Regions from separate parts of the Homo sapiens genome. Here region 1 is linked to region 2. Evidence: chromatin loops called from intact Hi-C (ENCODE). Cell type or tissue: CD14-positive monocyte. All regions are shown on one strand. Each heading gives the region's core, and the rest is flanking DNA. Links, peaks and the distances in the headings are about the cores only.

What was found. Hi-C counts contacts between places; a loop is a spot of excess contacts. Peaks named below come from ENCODE experiments on the same cell type or tissue, not always from the same donor. Only the 100,000 strongest peaks of a DNase experiment are listed, where the experiment ranks them.
Region 1: a loop joins it to region 2, with 2.2 times the contacts of the local background. A loop is called at or near these places in 11 of 110 quality-filtered maps.

The regions. Positions count from the first base shown.
Region 1 is chr20:4,087,310-4,095,640 of GRCh38, reverse strand. No RefSeq gene overlaps it. Among named protein-coding and RNA genes, the nearest start is that of SMOX, 57 kb to the left of the region's middle. In CD14-positive monocyte, for the core only: CTCF peaks have their summits at 3,385 and 3,586 (motif pointing right); DNase peaks (open chromatin) are centred at 3,610, 4,290, 4,650, 5,310 and 1 weaker place; H3K27ac peaks cover 3,044 bases.
Region 2 is chr20:3,920,854-3,929,184 of GRCh38, reverse strand. PANK2 (pantothenate kinase 2) reads right to left here. Exons shown (of 7, transcript NM_001386393.1): 7 at 1-5,941. The coding sequence ends at 5,891. It overlaps RNF24 (ring finger protein 24), which reads left to right. Exons shown (of 6, transcript NM_001134337.3): 6 at 1-1,874. Among named protein-coding and RNA genes, the nearest start is that of MIR103B2, 7.5 kb to the right of the region's middle. RefSeq lists an enhancer at 2,980-3,149. In CD14-positive monocyte, for the core only: CTCF peaks have their summits at 4,530 and 4,733; DNase peaks (open chromatin) are centred at 1,584, 1,974, 4,734 and 5,184; H3K4me3 peaks cover 1,912 bases; H3K27ac peaks cover 6,720 bases.

The DNA of each region.
Region 1 (8,331 bases), core at 272-8,271, 170 kb before region 2:
CTGGCTACTATTGCTTCAAATGTCTTTTCAGTCTCCTCTTCTCAGTCATCTTTAGAGATTCCAATTGCACACACTTTTTATTAAAGTCATCTCACAGTTCACTCATGATCTGCTCATTTATTTTCAGCCTTTTTTTTCCTCTGTGCATTTTATTTTGGATAGTTTCTATTTCTATGTCTTCAAGTTTACTAATATTTTCTCCAGTAATATCTAATCTTCCATGAATCCTCTCGTGTATTTTTCATCCCAGACATTATAATGCTCATCCTTAGAAATTTGGTTTGAATCTTCTTAATATTTTATGTTTCTAATTATCATGTTTGAGCTTTCCTCTATCTTCTTGAACATATGAACTGTAGTCACAATAATGATTTTGATGTCTTTGTCTACTAATTCCATTATCTGTGTTTTGCTGTGTTGGTTTTAGTTGATTTTTCCCTCTTGTGAATAATGTTTTTCTGATTTTCACATGTCTAAAAATTTCTTGAGTTTTTTCTAAGATATGGTTAGATTACTTAGGAACAGTTTTATACTTCCAGATCTTGCTTTTAAGGTTTTTGGGCAGGTTGTACTGCCCTGCATTATGGCCTGGAGATTCTCTCCAGGCAGTAGGGTGGGGCAATTGTAGGGCTCACTCATTTTTTTCCCATCTCTCTAGGATCACTGTCCTTCAGTATCTAATGTCCAATGTCTTTAGAGCCATTGTTTTATACATTTTTCAAGGTTTTTAGTTGTTTCAAGTAGGAGTATAAATCAGTCCATCTTGACCAGCCGTGTGTGTGTGTGTGTATGTGAGTATTAATCTTACATTTGTTACATTGAGCAAAAAGAGGAAGACAGGAAGAAAGGAAGTTTTCATTGTCTAGAGGTATTGACAATTTTGGAATAATTTGTGTTCATTCAATCAACAAATACACATTGAACTTCTGGGTGTCATCTCTTAATTTCATGCCCAATATCCTGACTAACAGTGCTCCAACTCTGTTTAAGGTACTTATATATCCAGCCCTAAGTAACGTATTTTTTTTTTCTTTTTTGAGACAGTCTCACTCTGTTGCCCAGGCTGGAGTGCAGTGGAGCGATCTCGGCTCACTACAACCTCTGTCTCCCAAGTTCAAGTGGTTCTCCTGCTTCAGCCTCCCGAGTAGCTGGGATTACAGACGTGTACCACCACCCTCAGCTAATTTTTGTATTTTAAGTAGAGATGGGATTTCACCATGTTGGCCAGTCTGTCTCTAACTCCTGACCTCAAATGATCTGCCTGCCTCAGCCTCCCAAAGTGCTGGGATTACAGGCATGAGCCATTGCACCCAGCCCCATGTAATGTTTCTTGATTGGTCTTAACGTGCACTGGCCAATATGATAGACCCTAACCACGTGTGGCAATTGAGCATTTGATATGTGACTAGTCTGAATTGAGATGTGCTGTTAGAATAAAATGCACAGCATATTTTTAATATTTAGTAACTTAATCATGTGTATATCGGTTTCATGTCAAAATAATAATATTTTTAATATATTAGGTTAAATAAAATACACTTTTTTTTTCGAGATGTAGTTTCGCTCTTGTTGCCCAAGCTGGAGTGCAATGCACAATCTCGGCTCACTGCAACCTCCATCTCCCAGGTTCAAGCAATTCTCCTGCCTCAGCCTCCCGAGTAGCTGCGATTACAGGCATGCACCACCACGCTCAGCTAATTTTTGTATTTTAAGTAGAGACAGGATTTCGCCATGTTGGCCAGACTGGTCTCGAACTCCCGACCTCAGGTGATCAGCCCACCTTGGCCTCCCAAAGTGCTGGGATTACAGGTGTGAGCCACTGCACCTGGCCTAGAATACACTATTAAAAGTAATTTCATCTCTTTCTTTTTATGTTTTTAATATGGTTACTGGAAGACTGTCAATTACACATGTGACTCACATTATATTTCTATTGGCCAGCACTAATTTAAACCAATCATGAGAATACTATTGAGTGTTAGAGTTCTCTAGGGAAACAGAACCAATAGGAGATATACATATACATATATACATATATATCTCCTATACATAGGCAAGTCCCAAGATCTGCAGAGTGAGTTGGCAAACCAGAGACCCAAGAGGGCTGATGGTTTCATTCTAGCCCAAGTCTGAAGCCCTGAGAACCAGGAGAACCAATAGTGTAATTCTTATCCAAAGACCAGCAGTTTCAAGGCCCAGGAAGAGCTGATGTTTCTGTTCACGTCCAAAGGCAAGAAAAAAGCTGATGACCCAGTTTGAAAGCAATCAGGCAGGAGGAATTCTTTCTTACTCAAGAGAGGGTCAGCCTTTTTGTTCAATTTAGGCTTTCAATTGATTGGAGGAGGGCTCACATTAGGGAAAGCAATCTGCTTTACTTGGTCTAACAATTTAAGTGTTAATCTCATCCAAAAGCACTCTCGCAGAAATACCCAGAACAATGTTTGATCAAATACCTGGGCACCCCATGGCCCAGTCAAGAAGACACACAAGGCCAGGCGTGGTGGCTCACTCCTGTAATCCCACCACTTTGGGAGGCCGAGGCAGGCAGATCACTTGAGGTCAAGAGTTCGAGACCAGCCTGGCCAACATGGTGAAACCCTGTCTCTACTAAAAGCACAAAAAATTAGCAAGGCAGGGTGGCACATGCCTGTAATCCCAGCTACTCGGGAGGCTGAGGCAGGAGACCAACCACCTTGGCCTCCCAAAGTGCTGGGGTTACAGGCGTGAGCCACCACACCTTGCCCGTGCAGGTCTTTGGGGGCCATGGAACATAATTTGGACTTTACTGTAAGTGCAGTGGGAAATTCTTGAAAGCTTTTTAGTGTCATAGCCAAATGGTGTTGAGTGAGTGAGTTCTGGTTGCAATGTGCAGTGTGGAAGCAGAAAGACCCATAGGAAGAGGCTGGAGTATATACAGGAAAGAAAATAGATAATCAAATACAAGATTGCATAGCTAAAATGAGAAGTCTGGTGGAAGTTTAATAGGCGGCAAGATCAGTGTGATTTGAGATGGTGAAGCTCTCTTGAATGTGTAATTACACTTTAAGTTCACCCATTACCTCCAGGCTACAGGACCTTGTCTGATTCTCTCTACTTGACAAAGACATGATGGCTGGCTCAAGGCCACAGAAATCAGTCACAGCATCAAGCAGCCCCTTCAGACCAGCTTCCTGGCCTAGCCTTCATGATGCCAAGGTTTCCTAAGGAAGACTACCAAACATCCCCCCAGTAAAGCCACCAAACCCAGGGAGACCCCGTCTCTGCGAAAAATTTAAAAATTAGCTGGGCATGGTGGCACGCACCTCTGGTCCCAGCTACTTGGGAGAATCGCTTGAGCCCAGGAGTTTGAGGCTGCAGTGAGCCATGATTGCACCACTGCACTCCAACCTGGGCAACAGGGCAAGACGCTCTCTCAAAAAAAAAAAAAAAAAAAACCATCAAACCCTTTGCTTGGAAAACTACCTTCAATCTCACCAGCTACGAATTATCACCCTGATCCCTTCTCCCTCCTTTCCTAAGTCCCAACGGGCCGCTTTTGGACAAGCAGCCTAGGGAAAAATTCTATGGGAATCACCACCGTTCTCAGCGGGCCCACGAGAGGGCGAAAGAGAGTCAACGGGCCTGGGACATCTTTTCTCTGGCTCCCAAGAGCAGGGAGGAAGTGGAATCCAGGGCAGGTGTGAGGCCGATTCTGGACTTGGGTGGGTGGGTAGGGGCTGAGATAAGGGAGGCCCCGGGAGCCTGGCAGCTGCTTCCCTTGCCCTCGCCTTCACAGCATGGTAGGAGAGGCCGCTGTCACCCCCACTGCTGGGCAGAAATGTATCTAGCCTTGGCTGACCCCACAAGGACACTGGGTCGCGGCACCTCAGATAAGATTCACTTGGTTGCAAGGCAGCAGGGCTTATATGTCAGTCATCCACAGGCTGCAGGCTGTGGGAGTGGGCGTGACTCCCACTGGGCAAAGGGCAATTCCCTAGAGAAGAGAGAAGGCCCCTGTGACCCAACAGGCACAGCAGCCGCAGATGCACCCTATCCTGCAAAGGGGTCTGGGCGAGGCACCCACAGTGTCCATTTCAGTCCCCTATCGGTTTACTGCTGACCCCAGCCAGCCTCTCTCCTCCTCTTTCCCGGGTAAGAACAGACATGGCCCAGGGTTTTCACATTGGCTGGGACAGTCCATGAAGTTCTAAGGGGTCCTGAGGCCCGACCTCCTGCAGCTGGGATCCTCTGTCGGCTCCCCTTCCCAGGCCCAGGGGAATCTTTCTTACACATTTGCCTCCTCTGGTTTCTCCCTGATGACGCAGGGATTCAGCCATGCTCTTCACTTAATGATTCATGTCTTTTCCTTCAGGGGCCCAGACTAACTTTTTCCTCTTTACAGCTTTGCAAAAACAAAGGTCCCATCCCCACCACCTTATCACTTACACCATAAGGGGTTTGTGACTTTTAACTAAAAGAACCTTTATTACAGCAGAAATGCCATGTGCCAGAGAAGATACCCACCCAGCCCCCAGTGGCTTTGGGAACCTGCAAAACACAGTAAAGGTTGAGAACAACTGAATTTCCAGCATCTTTCCTCATCCTGGGAATTCCTAGGAATCCTCCACTGACCGAGTCAGCACAGAAATGAAATGGAAACTGGAGGCTTAGCCAATCAGATGCTTCCACCCAGCTCTTTGAGCCTGTAGTGAGTGATACAAGAAGCCAAGGACAGTGAACTATTCATCCTGGCAGTGGTGGCAGCAGCAGCATCCTGGGGCCTGGCTACATGGTGGTGATGGCCACAGTGTCCCCCAGATGTTCCAGCAGCATGGTTTTCATCGTGGTCTTGGCTATCCAGCTGCTACCTTTGGTGCCTGCGTGATTTCTGGGTCCAGTCTTCAAGATATTCTGTGAGCTAATCAATACCCTTCCATTAGGTTTTTTGTTTTTTTGTGTTTTTTTTTGCCATAATCAGAGCCTGTTTCTTCTGCTTGCAACTGCGAATGGACTAATACAGAGTCTTTGAAGGGTATGGGCAGGGAGAAATGATGGGACCTGGCTTGTACTTTGAAGAAGTCCTATAGGCTGCTATGTGGCCACGATAGTAGAGCACAGCTACAGCAAATGTGAGTAGACCAGGTAGACAAGTTCCTTGGACTGGGGTGGTGGCAATAGGAAAAGTTGAATGGCGTTTTGGGGGGTGAAAATCAAATTGGCTTGGTGAGGTAACGGATGTCGGAGAAGTGGGAGGAAGGACTCAGGATGTCACCCAGGTTTCTGTCTTTCACAAGTGGGTGTTGCGTTAGATTGATTGCAAAAATGGCCGCAATTCTCCACCCCTCCCTTTGCAATATGATTTAGTAACATCTCTCATCAAGAAGCAGAACTTTGCCAGGTGCTGTGGCTCACATCTGTAGTCCCAGCTACTCGGGAGGCTGAGCTGCGAGGACTGCTTGAGCCCAGGAGTTCGAGGCTGTAGTGAGCTATGATTACGCCACCGCACTCCAGTCTGGGTGACAGAGCAAGACCCTGTCTCTAAAGCAAACAAACAAAAGAATCAGAACTTTTTCCCAAACTCTTTCAAGTGAGGCTTGGCTTTGAGAGTTGTTTGACCAAAAGAGTTTGGCAGAAGTGACAGTCTGTCAGTTCCAAGTAAAGACCTTATAAGATCTTGCATGTTTTCATTTGTTTTCCTGAAACCCTGCAATCACTATGTGACTAAGCCTAGACTAGCCTGCTGCATGGCCACGCTATACCAGCCAGCTTCCAGCCAACCCAGCATCTGATTGCAAAAGCCTAGAGAAATAATAAATGGTTAATGCATTAAGCCAGTAAGTTCTGGGGTGGTTTGTTATCCAGCAAGGGCAAACTGATATATATATATATATATATATATACACACACACACACACACACACACATATATATACACATATATATACACACATATATATACATATATATACACACATATATATACATATATATACACATATATATACACATATATATACATATATACACATATATACATATATACACACATATATACATATATACACACACATATATATACACATATATATACATATATATACACATATATATACACATATATATACACATATATATATACACACACACACACAAACACACACCTCCCTATATATATAAAACCATCAGATATATATATGTGTGTGTATATATGTATATGTATGTATGTATATAACATATGTCAGGTATAACATATCAGGTATGTGTGTGTATATATATATACACATATATATATATACACACACAGACACACACCATGGTGTGTGTGTATATATGTATATACATATATATATATGTCCATCCACATCCCAACCAAGCCCACCACCCTCTAGACTTTCAAGGGCTCCTGACTACCTGGACTTTCCACTGTTCTCCTTGGCCCATGAAATTGGATGTCCCTGTCCCAAGGCTGTCTGCAGTACACTCGAACTTGCTCTGCCCTTGAACTTGCTCTTGGGCATATCAGCTGCCCCTTAGGCCAGACCCTGGGCTTTCTGTATCTCAGAAATCTGCTTTTATCCCTGGACCCCACATTAGTCCCTGTTCCTGGCCTTTGGGATTTGCCGTGGTTGTGGTTGGGCCCTCCAACTGGGTGAGGGCCCAACTGCTCACTCCCAGGAGACCAGTACCCACATCCCAGCACAGAGCAGGTGAGAGCTCCCACACTCCTTTTTACCCACTCTCACGGCCTTACTGTGTGCCCTTCTGTAGCTTCTGTGACCCATTGATCTTCCTACAACCTCCCTGGCAGGATCTCTTTGCTCCTCTCCATCCCATATTCAATACCGGGTCCCTGTGGAGCGCCAGGCTCTATACTAAGGACCCTGTGTGGGTCCCCCAAGGGCAGAAACCATCTTTCCCCATCAACTCAAAGTCTCCTAGGCATAAAGGCTGGGGGTGGAGGGCTGAGGACTGACCCAGGACCTCTATTTTGCCTCCTGTAAATAAAGATATCTCAAAATACAGTAAGAAGACCAACTAAGTGGGTGAAACTCCACCAACTGACAGATAATTGTCACATCTTAACTATACATCTTTCCTCGGCAGGCAAGACACATCTAGGCCTGGTGAAGACAGAAACGCTAGTCCCCCCCCTTATTTGCAGGGGATACATTCAAGACCCCCAGTGGATGCCTGAAACCGCAGATAGTACCAAACCCTATACATACTATGGATTTTTCTATATGTACATATCCACCATAAAGTATAATGCATAAATTAAGCACAGTTAAGAGGTTAACAATAATAACTGATAATAAAATAGAACAATTATAACAACTGTTCTATTTTATTCTCAGTTATTATTGTTAATAATAATTATGTTGTGATGATGTTAAGCATCACCACTTTTGCATCCAGGGGTCGTTATTAAATGAAGTAAGGGTTACCTGAACATAAGCACTGCGATACCTCAGCAGTTGATCTGACAGCCAAGACAGCTACCAAGTGACTAATGAGCGGGAAGAATATGCAGCATGGACGTGCTGGACAGAGGGATGATTCACTCTACTCAGCATGGCAGGCAATTTAAAATGGGAGTTGCTCATTTTGTTTTTTGGTTTTCTTTTTCTTTTTCTTTTTCTTTTTTTTTTTTTTTTTGAGACTGAGTCTCACTCTGTCACCCAGGCTGGAGTGCAAGGGTGCAATCTTGGCTCACTGCAACCTCTGCCTTCCAGGTTCAAGCGATTCTCCTGCCTCAGCCTCCCAAGTAGCTGGGACTACAGGCACACACCACCATGCCCAGCTAATTTTTGTATTTTAGTAGAGAAGGGGTTTCACAATGTTGGCCAGGCTAGTCTCAAACTCCTGACCTCAAGTGATCTGCCCGTCCCAGCCTACCAAAGTACTGGGATTACAGGTGTGAGCCACCCCATCTGGCCAAAACATGAATTATTTATTTCTGGAATTTTTCCATTCAATATTTTCAATCTGTGATTGACAGCATCTAACTGAAACCGCAGAATGCAAAATTGCCAATAAGGTGGGGGACTATTGTAATTTTCTTTTTCTTTTGTGAACCACTCCCTCCCAGGGCCAAAAAGAGTCAGATCCTCTGCAGCAGGGGTCTCCAGCTCCCGCAGTACTGATCCATGGCCTGTTAGAAACTGGGCCACACAGCAGGATGTGAGCTGCAAGTGAGTGAGCATTACCGCCTGAGCTCCGCCTCCTGTCAGATCAGCAGCAGCATTAGGTTCTCATAGAAGCACGAACCCTACTGCAAACTGCGCATGTGAGGGATCTAGGTTGCACGCTCCTTATGAGAATCTGATTAATGCCTGATGATCTGAAGTCGAA
Region 2 (8,331 bases), core at 197-8,196:
GTGCACACACTTTGAAAAGAAAATGCTTCTGGTCGGGCGCGATGGCTCACGCCTGTAATCCCAACATCCCAGCACTTTGGGAGGCCGAGGCAGGCGGATCACCTTAGGTCAAGAGTTCAAGACCAGCCTGACCAATATGGTGAAACCCCCTCTACTAAAAATACAAAAATTTGCCGGGTGTGGTGACGCATGCCTGTAATCCCAGCCACTCAGGAGGCTGGGACAGGAGAATTGATTGAACCCGGGAGACAGAAGTTGCAGTGAGCCAAGATCCCCACTGCACTCCAGCCTGGGCAACAGAGCGAGACTCCGTCTCAAAAAAACACACAAGAAAAGAAAATGCTTCCTACAGAATTTTCCCTTTATGCCTTGTTTTCCATTTGACAACAGAAATTACCCCAACAATTTTTTTTTTTTTTTTTTTTTTTTTTTTTTTTGAGACGGAGTCTCGCTCTGTCACCCAGGCTGGAATGCAGTGGCACGATCTTGGCCCACTGCAAGCTCCGCCTCCCAGGTTCACGCCATTCTCCCGCCTCGGGAGCTGGGACAACAGGTGCCCGCCACCACGCTCGGCTAATTTTTTGTATTTTTAGTACAGACGGAGTTTCACCGTGTTAGCCAGGATGGTCTCGATCTCCTGACCTCGTGATGCACCTGCCTTGACCTCCCAAAGTGCTGGGATTACAGGCGTGAGCCACTGCGCCCGGCCAATAATTTTTTTAGTTTAAGTTCATTTTTGTCCCCGCTGATGAAAGTTAGAGCTGCTTCCTCCAGGCAGCCCTGGGAGTAGGGGCACAGACTTGTGCCTCGCTTCCCAGCAGCTGCCCAGTGCCTCTGTCCACACCCACCTCCCTGGTGTACTTGCCCCCTACAGCAGCAGCCCAGATCCTCCCCTGGATTAAAATTGCAACTGGTGCCCTAACCCAAAACTTGAGAAAAAATTCTCTATCACATCCACTCTTCTGGCATTTGTAGAATCTCTGGCCCTGGGTGTGTCTTTTCCTGTAGCTGTTACAGATTTCTTAAGCAGATTTCTTAAGCAGATGGACATGTCCAGATTCATGCCTAAATATCCAGTTGATAACTGGAAAATGCTGGTTCACGGTTCTTTAGTAAAGATTAATAAGGGATCCCCATGTGCTGGGGAGTGTGCTTCCATTTGAGTGGGGATATCAGAAGAAAAAGAGGGGCTTGTGTAGTAAACCTTACTTTGCCAATTCAGCTGTAGAGCCCAAATTGTTACAAGATGCAAAGATGTACTCCACTTTTTGACCAAGCATCAGCACCTTTGGCTTACCATCCAGTCCTTACTTCTGTGACTGTAAGGGCCCCACCAGTGTCAGCAGACTTGTTTGTGCTTTGGGGGAACTCTCTTCTCAGCTCCCTTTGCCAGTCCCAAGCCTGGTGGATCTGCATCTCACGCCCACTGCACACCGTTCCTCTCCATCTGCCCTTCCCTCCCAGGCCCCCGGTCGGGGGAGCAGGTGTGGCAAGTGTTAGGAACTCCCTTCTGGTGACAGCTGGTCTTCCTAGAGTGTTGCTGGTAACTATCGCCTCTTGGTCTTCTGACATCATTGCCAGGAACGGGGCACTTTTTCGTCTTGTAGTTTGGCCCTCGGGTTTCCTCACTAGGTATTGTGTAACTCCCTCAAAAAAAGGTTTATGAAATGCTGAACCTCAGGTTTCATAGACGTCTTTGTACACTAAAAATTCTGCAGCAGAATATTTTTAAACATTCGCAGTTTTTTGTAAGCTATATTTTTGTATATTTAATTGCTATTTTAAAATTTTAATGCATTTTGCTAATCACTCCTCAAAAATAAAACATGCATGTAATTGACTCAAACGTGTAAATAAAAGCAAATTTTGAAAAATAGTGTTGTGCATATGCCTTTGAACAGAGGGAACATCCATGTGCCACTTACGCAAGCACCTTCAGCAAGACTTGGAAACTCAAGGTGAGTAATTCTATCAGAGCTGGTAACTAGTACTGAGTGATTGTGATGGAAGCCCCTGCCCTTCCTGTGGCATAGTGTGCAAGCGGGGGTGGGGTCAGTGGTGAAGAGTGTGTCAGGCCACCACAGCCAGAGAACAGAGAATCCTGGAATGCAGAGTACAGTGGAGTCTGAAGCCCCCTGGCCTCCCTGAGCTCTGCAAACAGCTGGATACAGATAAGCAGTCTTCCACGTGAACGCCAGCACCAGGGTGACCTGAAATAGCGGATTTTTTTTTTTTTTTTTTTTTGAGACAGTCTTGCTGTCACCCAGGCTGGAGTGCAGTGCAGCAATCTCGGCTCACTGCAGCAACCTCTGCCTCCCAGGTTCAAGCAACTGTCTGCCTCAGCCTCTCGAGTACCTGGGATTACAGGCACGCACCACCATTCCCGGCTAATTATTTTTGTATTTTCAGTAGAGACGGGGTTTCACCATGTTGTCCAGGCTGGTCTTGAACTCCTGACCTCAGGTGATCCACCCGCCTTGGCCTTCCAAAGTGCTGGGATTACAGGCATGAGCCATTGCACCTGGCCAAAGTAGTGGAACTGAGCCTGTTTCCTCCACAGGCCACACCACCCTGCAAAGAGTTGCCCCCACCCCAAGCCCCTAGCTATATCCCAGGCCTGGAAATAACTAGTGTCAGGAGAAAAAACGTCCAAAGCCTTCCTGTGTGGCCGTTGCTGCTCTCCTCACCACCCCTCACTAGGACCGAGTGGCTTCCCAGCTTCCATCAAGGCCAGCCACGATCTTGCAACCAATTGTGGGCAACCTCAATTCAGATGCCTAGAGAGCTCCTCTTCTCAGTCCCCTGAGCCACAGGCCCCTGGCCAGCCTCTCCCTGAGCAGTCGTTTTCTTTGCAGCTTCCTCCGTCACTGCTCAACTCTCGGTTATTTTTCTCACCCTACCTTAGAACTCATGAAATCCCCCTTGCTTTGCCCACCTACATGCATATCATTCTCAGCTCTGTATCTCCAACCCAAATACCCAGTGCTTATTTGGAGTCTCAAAATCACGTAGTCCACAAATGAGCCCAGGTGCCCTCTTGTATCTCTCCTCCCTCCCCTGTATCCAGTCACCACTTCCCAACACAGCCCTCTAAGCATCTCTCCATTCTGGCCATCCACTTCTCCCCTCTCCATTCTGGCCACCCACCTCCCATCTTAGTTCAGGCCTTCCTTTCTCACCTGGACCACGGTCACAGCCCCCTTCATGGCCACTAGTGGAGGGCAGACTGAAAGGGACAGCTGCTAAGACAGGGAAGTGGCAATGGTAACAGCAGAGTTTATGGGCACCTCACAACCTGAAGGTGGTGAGACGGCAGTAAGCTGGGATGAGGATGTGGGCACTGCTGCACAGAGATCAACAAATGCAGAGAGAAGGCAGTGTCTCGGGGCTGGAGCTCAGAGGTAAGGGGTGGTTGAAGTGTTCCCTGGAAATCAGTCAAGGTGATGCTAATGACTGCTTGGGGAGACCCAGGACTGAGGCTGAGGACAGCCACAGCTAACTGTCAGCAGAGAATGAACCAGAACATTAGTAGCCTGGGTGGCAGGACAGGCAAGAGGGCTCTGCTGAGTGAGAACTGAGATGAGGCTGTGAAATGAATGCCAGATTCGGTGGCATGGGATTCACTGGTGGCCTATCAAGAACCCTGCTGTGAGCCGGGCGCAGGGGCTCACACCTGTATTCCCAGCACTTTGGGAGGCCAAGGCAGGCGGATCACCTGGGGTCTGGAGTTCGAGACCAGCCTGGCCATCATGGTGAAACCCCATCTCTACTAAAAATATAAAAATTAGCCAGCCATGGTGGCACATGCCTGTAGTCTCAGCTACGCAGGAGGCTAAGGCAGGAGAATTGCTTGAGCCTGGAAGGCAGAGGTTGCAGTGAGCTGAGATCGCCCCACTGCACTCCACCTGGGTGACACAGCGAGACTGTCTCAAAAACCCTGCTGTGGAGTGACAGGGTTTACTGAGCACAAGGTGGAACATGAGGGAATGGACTAGTTTCTCTAGAGTAGGGGGAGGGCCCACGGAGGAGGAAGCTCAAAGCGAGGCAGAAGGGGACATCAACAGCGTCTTCCCAACTCAGGCACCAGAGACAGACAGTCCCGGGTTTGAGTCCAGCTCTACTCTTTTCCAGCTGAGTGACCCTGGGCAGCCTTACTCATCCGTTCAGTTTCCTTTTCTGTTAAATTGTGGGAACAGCAAGGGCTGCATGGTGACCCACGTCGAGCAGTGGACAACCTCCTGAACGCAGCACAGCAGAGGCAGCAGGACCACAAAACAGGGGCCTCAGAGGGGCAGGCCCTGGCCTCGGTCTCCATGGGAAGTGAGCAAGTTCACAGGAGTTGGCCCAGGGAGCAGCACCCTGTGGTACAAGCAGGAGGATGGTGGTGCCATCTTTGGTGCCTGGGTACTGGAGGAGGGTGAGGCCACCAACAGCGCTGCTGGCAGCAGAGGAGGGCAGAGGAACTCAGGATCAGGGCGTCAGAGGTAGTATAGGCCAGGAGCCTGCAAACAGCAGCAGCAGGGAAGAGGGTCACCAATCACTCTCCAGGGGACAAAATTACCCTCCACGCAGCAGCCATCCTGCTCTGCACCCACACAAGGTCCCAATGCAGCAGCACCCATATTTCCTAAGTGCCAAGGCCCATGTGCAGAGGTGGCCACGCCTAGTGGAACAGCCCACAGCCCACATATCAGTTCCCCTTGCCCCAGCTGGAACACGGGTGTCTCTGCTGCCTCCATGCGGCTGGCACCCTGCCCATCCCTCCCTGACCACAGCCTTAAACGGAGGGGAGCAGGGAGGCTGCAGAGCCTTGGGGTTTTCCCTCCTGGTCCAAGGCTGCTTTGTACAGGCCCATCCTTGCCTTCAACAGCAATATGGGCACCACTTAAGACCTCAGATATAAAAGGTGCATTCTCTCCTTGGGAAAGGCTTTTGAAATTATTCTGCAAAGCAGAAAGAAAAGCTTCAGCCCCTACCAAGAGCACCTGCAGCCTGGCACTCTCCTCAGGCAGTCTTCTGAGACTCACCTCCCAAGTGCCACAGTGCCCTGAAGGACCCCCCACTCCCCATGAGTTCTTTGACAGACACTTCAGTTCTTCCTTTTCTACTTAGCCTGAAAGAAAAACCAGATTCTCCCTGATCCCCTGAGGGGGTGTCAATTCTAGTGGCCCTGCTGACTCATGTTAGTCCTCCAGATTGTGCTGCTTCTGCCAGTGTACCCACTTGCATCAGAACAGTCCGCCCACTACCCAAGGAAATTCTGCCAAGAAAAGAAGCCCTGTCTCTCCAGACATTCATTCCCAGGATTTAGTGTAAAGTAACGTGGAACTGCCCTTCCAAAAACTGCTTGTTAAGTTTCAGGTACACAATTAACCTGCCCAATTAATTTTGCAGAACCTTGAAATAAAACATGTTTTACAGTAAGTTCACACACAGGCTTAATGCAAACCAGAGTAATGCACAGATGATTGCCAAGACCATATTGACAAATTGTGATTAGATTATAACGCATAGTAGCCTGCCTTACATTCAGCAAGTTCAAACAGGACACAAAACCAGTCAACTGAACACAGAGCAGCTCTCTTCAGAAGCACTTCCAATGAGTGATGCAGAGATTTCAAAAATACAAAGCAGGCAACTTATATACAGCAAATCCTCACACTGCCTGGACATGTGCCACTTTTTTGTTGTTTTTAATATATTTTTCCTTCCTGGTTGCTAATTTAGACTGAATTCTTAAGGATTTATCTTGATGACTTAGAAAAATACACCTGTCCTTTCTCACTTTGTTTCAGGTAGTACAGTCATGAAATTGAGTAAGTCTCTTAAAAAAATGAAAGTCCACAGATCCCATTGTGGAAGGTTTCAGGAACCCCTCCCCAGGTAATGATCACGGGATCTTCAACAGCTCAAGGAGTGCTCCAACAGCTCCAAAATAACCCTGAAAGAAAATACACCAAAAATAAGTGCAATTTTCCTTAGACTTATTCAAATCACCTTACACATGATGACTAGTGTTAAAGCCAACCACTGCCCACACACAGCATACCCATTTCCTGAGCACCCCAGAAGGGCCAAGGCCAGCCTGGGAGCAGAGACGCCCTAAGGAGTCCCTGTCTGGGGAGGGGGCTGGATGTCCTAGACTATCCAAGCACTTCAGACCACTGTGATAAGAGGAAAACCAAACCCGCAGTGAGGGCGACAGGAGCTATGAGGCCAGCAGCAGCTCAGTTACCTCTGGTAAGAGACAGAACCTGACTGTTTCTGGGGAATGAGGTGAGAAGCAGCAGAGGCCTGGAGCATTTCCAGACAACTAAGGAATGAAGGCGAGGTCGGATGCAAAGTGCAATGAAACAGGTGAAGTTGTGAGGTGGGTCACAGAGGGTGAGAGCCCGACTGAGCTGGGAGAGGGAGGGAGAGTAAGAGATAAGATGGATTCAAGATTCACCCCTAACAGAGGACAGGACAGCAGGAGGGGGCAGCATCCCCGAGAAAGGGGACACAGGAGTAAGAGGTGTGGAGAGCAAGGCCGGTGGGTGAGTTCCCTACAGGACATGGGAAGCTGAGGTGCCCACAGCAGCCAAGCAGCTGTGCCCGGGTGGTCACCAGACACCTGGATCACTGGCCCAGAAGCAGGCGGCACAGGAATGAAAACCACCACCCAAAGGTAACGTGAAGAGAGGTACAGAACAAAGAGCAAAGCCTGAGGAAGCACGGAGGCTCCCGAGGGAGGGCAGCCCTCAGCCCTCCTGAGACACAGAAGCAGCAGCTGAGAGACGACAAGCACTGTACTGTCTCCAGAAGCAGTCAGGTCACATGCAACCAAGAACTCAAAACCAAAACACAGGAATAGCACATTAGAGAAAACGGGGCAAACCCCATAATGACAGAAAAGAGAACACTAGCAAGAATCAGAGGCAAATCCTAAAACGATGCAGAATCCATCAGGGTCTCCAACCTGTAAGGTAAGATATCAGACTACTTTTTAAAAGAAATAACTAAAAAAGGAATGAGAAGATCCTGAAAGACTTGTGTATGGATTTTTTAAAAGTCTCTGAAACATAAATAACTACCACTCTATCTTTCACGAAAAGCTTCTTCAAGAAACCTGATCAAACGAGAGGCCAAAGGCTTTCTTGTCACACTCTAGTTGGCAATTTAAAAGAAAGGCATATTGGCTGGGCGCAGTGGCTCACAGGTAACCCAGCACTTCGGGAGGCCAAGGCAGGTGGATCACTTGAGGTCTGGAGCTCAAGACCAGCCTGGCCAATATGGCAAACCCCGTGTCTCTACTAAAAATACAAAAATTAGCCAGGTGCGGTGGCACGTGCCTGTAGTCCCATCTACTCAGGAGGCTTAGACAAGAGAATCACTTGAACCCAGGAGGCAGAAGTTAAAGTGAGCCGAGACTGCGCCACTGCACTCCAGCCTGGCTGACAGAGTAAGACCCCATCTCAAAAAACAAAAAAAAGAAAGGCATATTGACCATCTTTGGTTTTGGTGTGTATAAATAAAATAAAGGCAGCCACACCAATCTGTGATGTGAGGCGGCCAGCAGCTACAGGACAAGGCACAGCTGAAATACAGAGGCAAGGCTGTTTGTCTTAATAGTTCACTATACAGTTTGTTTTAGGCAGCTTTCTGTACCTTTTATTTTATAATAAAAATATAGAAGATACAGTTAACCATTATATATATATATGGGGGGGGTCCACTGAAGACTAGGATGCTACTATCAAGACAGAAACAGGTGGTTATAAACTACAACGTGCTAAGATGAGAATAAAGGATCAAAGAGGAAACGCTTGAGAGAATCTATACGAAGCTTTCACAACAAAAGTTAAAGTGACTTCAATGTGAGGGCAAGAAAATATTTCAAGGCTCAGAGAGGCTAAAATAATCAAAGTTCTGAACTGAACAATGAGAACACTTGGACACAGGAAGGGGAACATCCCACACCAGGGCCTGCCATGGGGTGGGGGGAGGGGGGAGGGATAGCATTAGGAGATATACTTAATGTAAATGACGAGTTAATGGGTGCAGCACACCAACATGGCACATGTATACGTATGTAACAAACCTGCGCGTTGTGCACATGTATCCTAGAACTTAAATAAAAAAATAAAATAAAATAATCATCAAAGTTCCACAAGGGCAGAGATGCACACAAGAGTCAAAGGCCTGAATGCAAATGGAAAACACAGGGACAAATGGACCAGCAAAGCTAAGCAGTGGGAAAAACAAAGTCAGCGAGCAATAAGGACAAAATGCAACCAAGAATTTCACGAAGGCTTATAACTATTATGATGATATCGGTTTGGTGTTTTGTTT